Linked DNA regions of Homo sapiens: all the other regions are linked to region 3. The links are chromatin contacts, found by Hi-C in ENCODE. All regions are on one chromosome and are shown on one strand. The core of a region is the stretch at or near the end of the contact, and the rest is flanking DNA. Distances in the headings are between cores, read along the strand shown.

Region 1 (2,700 bases), core at 13-2,512, 1.7 Mb after region 3:
AATCCCAGCACTTTGGGAGGCCGAGGCAGGTGGATCACCCGAGGTCAGGAGTTCAAGACCAGCCTGCCCAACATGGTGAAACCCCGTCTCTACCAAAAAACAAAAAAAAAAATACAAAAATTAGCCAGTCATGATGGCAGGTGCCCGTAATCCCAGCTACTCGGGAGGCTGAGGTAGGAGAATCACTTGAACCCGGGAGGCGGAGGTTGCAGTGAGCCGAGATCGCACCATTGCACTCCAGTCTGGGTGACAGAGTAAGACTCCATCTCAAAAATAAATAAATAAAATAAATAAATAAATAAATAAAATTTTACCAAGCAAATATCAAAACCTCCTATCAGTGATTAAAGTTCAAGTCTGTATTGAAAGCATCCATCCAATGAACAGAAAGAGTGCATCTTTAAATGGACAGCTCATTTTCCTTTCTTTCTGTTAATATCTTTCAATCACATATGAGTTAAGATTCATTTTAAGTTTTATAGGCATACATCTGCATTAGCATGCAATCAGTATGGTGTATTTACACTACATGAGTGTGTTCATATGGATGATGTAGTGTAATATATCATAGGCTGAAATCCTGTAATTGTTCTGATGTTCTTAATGCCTGACTTAATCCTTCTCACTCTTATTTCATTTTTTCTCATTTTTTAATGTTTTCCCAACTCAATCGTTGCAATCTAATCAACCATTCTATCCCCAAACTATGGAGGGGAATTTTGCAACTTGCATGTAAATGGTTTTAAAAACCTGGTCTATTATTGTCATTTCTGATAGCGCCACTCTCTTCTGGGAAGCTGGTTAGGGCCACACACCAGCTGTGCTCTCAGCGTATTGCCTGTGTTCGTAATTAAAATCAGCCCAAGATTGTCGCAGTGCTTTTATGTTCGCATTAGATCAAACTGGAAAATTTAAACCCTCAAATGCTCGGGTGGAGGATTTGCAAGGGGAGAAACCCTACTCCCCGACCCCAAGCTGGAATCCACATCTAATGCTCTCTCAAAAACACTGTCCTAAAGACAGCATCTAATAAATAATGTTTTTAGAGTTTCTCATCTCTAGAACTTGTATCTCACCCTGCAGATGTGCCTGTTAGAGGAACCACAGGAGATTTGTGACCTAGAGATACTGGAAATGAGAAAGAAAAAAAATATTCCTTGAGGTTTCCTAAGTCTTGCAGAGTGTGGTAAATACTGTGTGTGAAAACTGCCTTTCAAGGCTTCTGTTGTTACTGCCCCCCCTCCACCCCGCCCTTGTCTGTGTTTGAAAACCCTGTCCCATGATTCAATGCAGGGTGTTGACTTTGGATACACATCTCCAGAGGCTGGCCACACCTGAATACACTGAGCCTCTGTGCAACTTCTTCCTGTGGAGTAAAACCCTCCAGCATTCTCAGAGGAAAGAGGCACCTCTTGATCACTCCAGGAGGTGGAAACAGTTCCTGTTTAAAAACCAAGTAAACCCCTCTCATTGCACCCCCTGCTACTTCAGAGGAACACCTCCATTCTGATGGAAGGAACTCGTACTTGGGTCCTGGAACCCTATTTGGGACCCAAACCTCTCCCACTTGTGTGGCCTGACGTGCCTGAGTGCTGTTTGTGTCCTTTTTATTATGTTGAAAACTTTGTTATTCCAAAGAAACATCTGAATCACAGAGCTTAGTTTCCCAGCATGTCGGAAAGCTGGGTGCTGGTGTAAAAAACTCAGATGTGGCTGAAAAGGGAAGTAATGAGAGGGGAGAAAAATAAGAAGAAAGAGTTAGGGTGAGGCTTTCACCTCCCTGGGTTCTTGCCTGGCTCCTCCTAGCTCTAATGAAGGGCTGTCCCTGTCCCCTTCTCCTTAAAGACTGTCCCTCTTCTCCCACCTGCTGGGCAACGTGGCTGTCACCTCGTCATTCCAAGAAGGCAGCAGGGTGTGGCGAGGAAGTGCCACACTGCCTGGGTTCAAGGGTTCAAATCCCAGCTCCAATATTTCATAGCTGTATAGCCTGGAGCCATGCAGCTCATCTCTCTTGCCTCAGTTTCTCCAAGTCTAAAATGGAAATGGTAAAAGGACCAACCTCCTAGGGATGTTGGGAGGATTAAATGAGTAAGTATGGAAGGTGCCTAGAACAGTGCCTGGCTAGATTTGTGTTTGCTGCAGTCATTACTCAGCCTTTTCTCTGCCTTCCATCCCCAGGAATTATGAATTACAGAGTTTTCCCTAATGGAGGTGTCACTGTGCATTGCTGGTTTCCAAGAAGCCATTGCCAAGTTAAAGTGAACCCTTTGTTGTCCTTTTTTTTTTTTTTTTTTTTGAGATGGAGTCTCACTCTGTTGCCCAGGCTGGAGCGCAATGGTGCAATCTTGGCTCATTGCAACCTCCACCTCCCGGGTTCAAGCAATTCTCCTGCCTCAGTCTACCGAGTAGCTGGGACTACAGGCACGCGCCACCATGCCCGGCCAATTTTTTTACTTTTTGTAAAGAAGGGGTTTCACCATATTCACCAGGCTGGTCTTGAAGTCCTGACCTTGTGATCTGCCTGCCTCGGCCTCCCAAAGTACTGGGATTACAGTCGTGAGCCACCGCATCCGACCTCATTGTGCTTTCTAAACCACTCCCGGGCCCCAGTTGGGAGACCCCGGTTGTACATTAGGTACAAATAACCCATCAGATAGGAATCTGCTCCCCGTACCCCACCCTACTCCCACCTGCAGCAGT
Region 2 (2,700 bases), core at 56-2,555, 1.1 Mb before region 3:
AAAACAGAGGAAGCCCACAGCAAACCCGTAGATGAGCAAGAAGCCAGTGTCAAATGCTTGGGCACATGGCTTCGGACGTGGTGGAGTTAGAACCTGAAGGCCAAATAAAAATGCAGAGAGGGTGACAAGGCAGATGGGCACAGTTTCCAAGCCCTCTGGGGCAACCTGAACAGCAGACTAGAGCACTGGCAGGGTCAGGCTGAGGTCCTCACACACTGAGCAGAAGTCGCTGCTTTGCAAGGGCTTTTGAAGCTGCAATCTGAGCAGCTCTCAAAACCCCAAAGGGGTCAGGACAGCACTCTTTGAAGCAACTCTCGCAGACTCCTCCGGCCCCAGACCAGCAGGGCTCCACTCTGCACGTCCAGACTAATCAACTCCCGGACACGATGACAGGAGGCAGAAAGCCCAGAAGAGAGCCGGCCTGTGACTGGGCTGGGCCTCCCCTCAGGCCAGGCCACCACCGTCTCTGGTCTAAGCTGGAGTCCTCCCAGCGAAGGCGCCTGGCCCTGCCTCAGGAGTAAAGTCCGCCCGTGCACAAGCTGGAATCCCCTGGCCCTAGCCTCAGCGTCCCGTGCCCGTGGGAAGCCAGGCTCCTTCCTCCTTATTAGCAGCCGGGAGCCATCTCAGACACGCTAGAGCTCCGCCAGTTCCCAATCAGAAAAAACAGGGCAGACTTGGACTGGGACCAAGGCCGATGCAGGGTAACCCCGGTTTCTCAGCGAGGGCCCTTTCCCAAACTTTCTCATCACTTTCCAGCCCTCCTACCCTAGACTTCTCAACCCACCCGCCACAATTCACTGGCTCCCCAAACTCCTCCATCTCCCAGTCACTCGGAATCCCTGTGCCGCGGAAGCCCCCAGGCCTCCCAGCTGCTTCCAGCCCTCCGCTGCAGAACCTGCTTCCCCTTCCCACTTCTCCACCGCGACCCGCCGCAGCCCGAGGGTCCCGGCCCGCCCTCCACCGTCTCCCGGAGTTCCTCATGCATTCCCCAGGGCCCTCACTCGAGGCCCCTTCAGCCGCCGGCCCGGGCGCCCTCGCAGCGCCTCTCGCCCCCGTCCGCTCGCGTCCTCCTTGCTCACCTGGTACTGCGCCGCGGGGCCCGCGGGGCCCATGGGGCGGAAGGCGGCGGCCCCGGGGCCCCCCACGCCTCCTGCCGGACCCGGTCCCCGGAGCGCCGGTCCGGGCAGCATGCCGGGTCCCGCGGGGGGAGGCGGCGCTCCCAGGGCCGCAGCCACGGCGCCGCCGCCAGGGCTTAGCGGGGGCAGCGGGAACCCGCCCGCGCCTCGGCCCGACATCGCTCCGTCCCGTCCCGCGGTGCCGCGATCCGGACTCCGGGCTCCGCGTCGAGTCCACTCCGTGCTCTGTGCTCCGCGATCCGGGACTTGGCGATCTTAATTCCGGGTTCCGGGATTTGTCGATCCGGGCTCCGGGATTTCCTAATCCAAGTTCGCGAGTTCCTCACAGACCCGGTTCGGGACAGATTCCGCTCCTGCCCGGGAGATTCCGGATCCAGGATCTGCTGCGGGCCCGCCTTCCGTCCCCGGCCTCCGGAGGTTTGGCCGCCCGAGTCGAGTTACCCAGAGGCGGCTACGAACTCCCTGCCCCGCCCAACCCAGCCCAGCACTAGGCCCCGCCTCTACCTGGTGCCCAATGCTCGAGTGCCTCCTCGAATCCTGCCCCTCGCGAGACCCGCCCCCAGCGGGCACCGCCCCTAACTGCCGACCTCAGAGCCCCACCCCCCCACCTTTGGCCCAGCCTTTCGTCGGAGGGGCGGGAGCGGAAGCTGCGCGCGGAAGCGCCGAGTGAGGCGCGGGGTCAGAGGTCTAAGGTCACTTAGGGGCTTCACAGTGAATGAGCCGTTGCTACTACTCTCTCCCGGTATAGCACCCTCACCGAATTCCGCGGCCACACTCCCCGAAAATAGTTTTGTCAAGTCTCCTTTCTGCATCTTCGGCGTTAAAGACTCAACTCAGAGTCGGTAGCTGTGGCTCACGCCTGTAATCCCAGCGCTTTGGGAGGCTGAGGCGGGCGGATCCCCTGAGGTCAGAAGTTCGAGACCAGCCTGGCCAACATGGTGAAAACCCCGTCTCTACTAAAAATACAAAAATTAGCCGAGTGTGGTGACGGGCGCCTGTAATCCAAGCTACTCGGCAGGCTGAGGCAGGAGAATCGCTTGAACCTTGGAGGCAGAGGTTGCAATGAGCCGAGATCGCCCCACTGCACTCCAGCCTGGGCGGCAAGAGTGAAACTCATCAAAAAAAAAAAAAAAAAAAAAAAAGACTCAGCTGCTCTGTGGGGCAGAACAGCAGCCAACTCAACTTCCTGTAAAAGCTCATGCTGGTAGCTCGGAACTGCCAAGGGACCTAGGAGGCTCCAGACTTGACCCAGCTGGTGAACGGTCGACTTGGCCAAGGCTGAGTTCTACCGCACATTTTTAACGTGGCTCCGCCTCACTTTAAGGAAGCCTGGTACTTTACTCCCCAGAAAATGCTTCTAGTCAAAAGAAATTTGGCTTATGAGAAACCTCCCCGCAGTTTAAAAAAAGAGGTCTTTCTCCAGTATTTATAGCACTTAATTTTCAAAAATGCAGTATCTTTTCAGGTACACTGTGCTGTATCAAAGTATTCAAAAATGCGTCAGCTGTGCCAGGGAGCCTACCCTCTGATGGTCTGGATCTCCTCGCCGTGATATGGACCAGTG
Region 3 (2,700 bases), core at 5-2,504:
TTCTCTATAGATAGTAACTATACTACTTTTGAAGATTTGTTCTGTTGTTTCCTCTGTTTTGGTCTTTTTGTTTCATGTTAGAACTTTCCATAAACATCTGGTAATCTTTGGCTATCTGTTAAGATTTCATTATGAGGCACAAAAAACTGGTGGGGGGTTCTGTGTGCATGAATGTGGCTTATTCTCAGAGGCAATCTGGCAGATAATCAGCTTATTCACTGAGGGGATTCTCCCCAGTGTCTGAACTTGAAAGTTTCTTCTCTGCGACCATTGCATTTTTTTTCCAGAGTAGGATCATTTCCTAACTGACTGCCAGTGTTCTGGAAGCAGGTGCAGTGAAGAGCCTAAGAGTCCTACTAATGTGTGTGTGAATTCCGAATCCTTAGTCACCGTGTTCATCCCTAACCCATACTGCCACAAGGACTCTCAAGTCTCACAACTAATTCATTTTAACATGAGAAGATATTAAGAGGGTTAAGAGGTTCTCCATGATTCACCTACTAGTGTGAATTCATATCTTCTCCTTTTGCTTTTCCCCTGGCCCTTAGCTGATATCAACTGCTCTGAGGAAATGGAAGTCTGATTGGTCAGGAAGCAGGAATAGTGGGTAATTTGGGGTCCCAGACCCCCCTTAGCAGGCAAGCAGCCCAGAGGTGGGTAAAGCACTTTAGGAAAGGGTGCTGCAATCCAGGGACTACGGCCCTGGACCTGGACGCCAAAAGGGAGTTGAGAAAGTAGAAAAGAAAACTACTTATGCTTAAATTGTGCTCAGAGCCAGGTCTCTATGCAAAGGAGCAGCAGGTGACCTGATTTCTCCCTCCTGCACTGCAGAGAACCTGCCCTCAAAGACCCAGAGCTCAGCTTCAGTAGAAGTTGAACAGCACTGTGCGAGCGAACCTGAGAACCCAGTCACCCTGAGAAAAACGGTTTCTAGGAGAAAACACATTCTTTGATCCAAACAACCAACTTACAAATGATCTTTTGGACCACGTCCTGCCTGCAAACTGAGGCTCAATTCACCTTTAATGGGCCAGCTCTGGCAGTGCCAAGGGAGAGAGGCCATTAGCAGAAATGAAAAAAGCAAGAAATCTTTTAGTCCATTAGGTTAAAAGAAGATTTTTCATGCTTTATTATTTATGATTTGCGACTTCAGTTACTGTTTCCTGGAACAAATGTTATGATTCAACTTCTATTTACTGAAGCAAATAGATGCTTATCAGCAGTCATGCTACAAATCACAAAGCAGTCAGTAAGGCCTTTGGGGCTGTGGCCTCTTTTGCAATTCTTTGATGTCTTGTCAGGCAACTTATTTTCTGTGCCTTAGAGAGTTTCCAAAAGCTACCACAATCTGATGTGTGTGTGTGTGTGTGTGTGTGTGTGTATACATTTGTGTGTGTATATCTACATGCACTCTTTCTGTCTCTCTTTCTCTCTCTCTCTATATATGGCATATAAATACAGTAAATTCAAAGAATTGAGCAAAAGCAGATTTTGGTTTTTACTTTAAGAATATCATTTCACTTCCTGAAAAATTAGGAATTAGGAGTCCTAAGAATACCACATAGCATTTAGGAAGACTTGAGTGGGAGCTAAGAAAGTTCGAATGAGGGGAGGAAGAAAGTCCCTGGTCAGCCCGGTATAGTGACTCAAGCCTGTAAACCCAGCACTTTAGAAGGCTGAGGTGGGAGGATTGTTTGAGCTCAGGAGTTTGAGATCAGCCTGGGCAACCTAGCAAGACTCTGATCTCTATTAAAAAAAAGAAAGAAAAGAAAGCCTGGGCAGTGGCCTCAGTGAACCCTCGAGGATGCTGTGATCCTCTTGGTGACGTCCCCAGCCTCTGCTTCAGGATGACAGCATGGTCTCCTGCACCATAGCTCGGTCTGAAATTTTCGGTTTTTCTTTCAAGTTCCCCTTTTTCAGTCTTCAAGGGGGATGGAGGAGGTGGCCTGAATAAGACATAAATGAAAGAGGAAGTGTCTCAGCACCAACCAAACGTAAAACAGCGACAGCGACCCACTTAGCTTGTGACCTCTACGGAAATACTGAAGACGTCCTCTGTGTCCTTTTAGACTTTCTGGGGGAGGGGACAGCTGCTGCCCAGAAGCAAGCAGCTTCCTTTTGGCCAGGTCAGTGCAGGGAACCAACAAAGACAGGGACCTGTGGCCAGAAGAAGCACAGCCACAGCAGGTATCTGATTGGACTGAGCCAGGAAAGGCCTTCTTGCCCTTAGGGACCCCTCAAAGCTTCTTTCCCACAAGCTGGAAACTGCTTGGCTCACTGCTGTCCTAAATGCAGGTGCCAGCCGAGGGGGTTACCCTAGGACCGTGAGCCATTAACAGCTTGTCTCAAATACGCTTCTCCAAGGCAGTCAGCGACTCCCCACTGAACACCTGTGGGTTCCTGCTGGTGCTAACTTAGGCACAGGGCTAGCAGGTCCCTCCCCTGTAGCAGATGATGAGAGCAAGTGTGGTGCAGGAGGAACTGGAAAGAGAGCATCGTCAGAGGCGACACTTGCGTGGATTAAAACCATATATTCTTGTGCAATGTAAAATTGCCAACTTGCATCAGCATAACGAAGGACACACTTAGAATAGAAAAGCTGAGGAGGACAGAAGAATAGGAAGAACAACAAAATCATGCCTGGTCCTTTTGCCCAGAAATGACCCATGTGAATCTTGGCTGAACTTTTAGACTTTTTCG

What was found. Hi-C counts contacts between places; a loop is a spot of excess contacts on that map. Pooled maps may share reads with other maps.
Region 1: a loop to region 3 is called in a map with no recorded cell type, with 7 times the contacts of the local background. The contact joins two enhancer-like sites. A Hi-C loop is called at or near these places in 3 of 37 single-sample maps with no recorded cell type and 4 of 50 pooled maps.
Region 2: a pooled map shows a loop between it and region 3 (6-fold over the local background). The contact joins the promoter of SMARCD2 here to the enhancer-like site in region 3. A Hi-C loop is called at or near these places in 2 of 37 single-sample maps with no recorded cell type and 9 of 50 pooled maps.

What each region holds. Positions count from the first base shown.
Region 1 is chr17:66,710,774-66,713,473 of GRCh38, forward strand. All of the region lies in intron 8 of PRKCA (protein kinase C alpha), which reads left to right. Among named protein-coding and RNA genes, the nearest start is that of MIR634, 75 kb to the right of the region's middle. Within about 2 kb of position 1,263, at least 9 of the 41 ENCODE cell types and tissues checked have a DNase peak (open chromatin) inside an H3K27ac peak, as active enhancers do.
Region 2 is chr17:63,841,380-63,844,079 of GRCh38, forward strand. SMARCD2 (SWI/SNF related BAF chromatin remodeling complex subunit D2) reads right to left here and starts at 1,306. Exons shown (of 13, transcript NM_001098426.2): 1 at 1,080-1,306. The coding sequence starts at 1,295. RefSeq lists an enhancer at 229-308 and silencers at 1,029-1,258, 1,629-1,798.
Region 3 is chr17:64,984,102-64,986,801 of GRCh38, forward strand. No RefSeq gene overlaps it. Among named protein-coding and RNA genes, the nearest start is that of LRRC37A3, 66 kb to the left of the region's middle. RefSeq lists enhancers at 805-1,084, 1,702-2,001, 2,282-2,331. Within about 2 kb of position 1,255, at least 28 of the 41 ENCODE cell types and tissues checked have a DNase peak (open chromatin) inside an H3K27ac peak, as active enhancers do.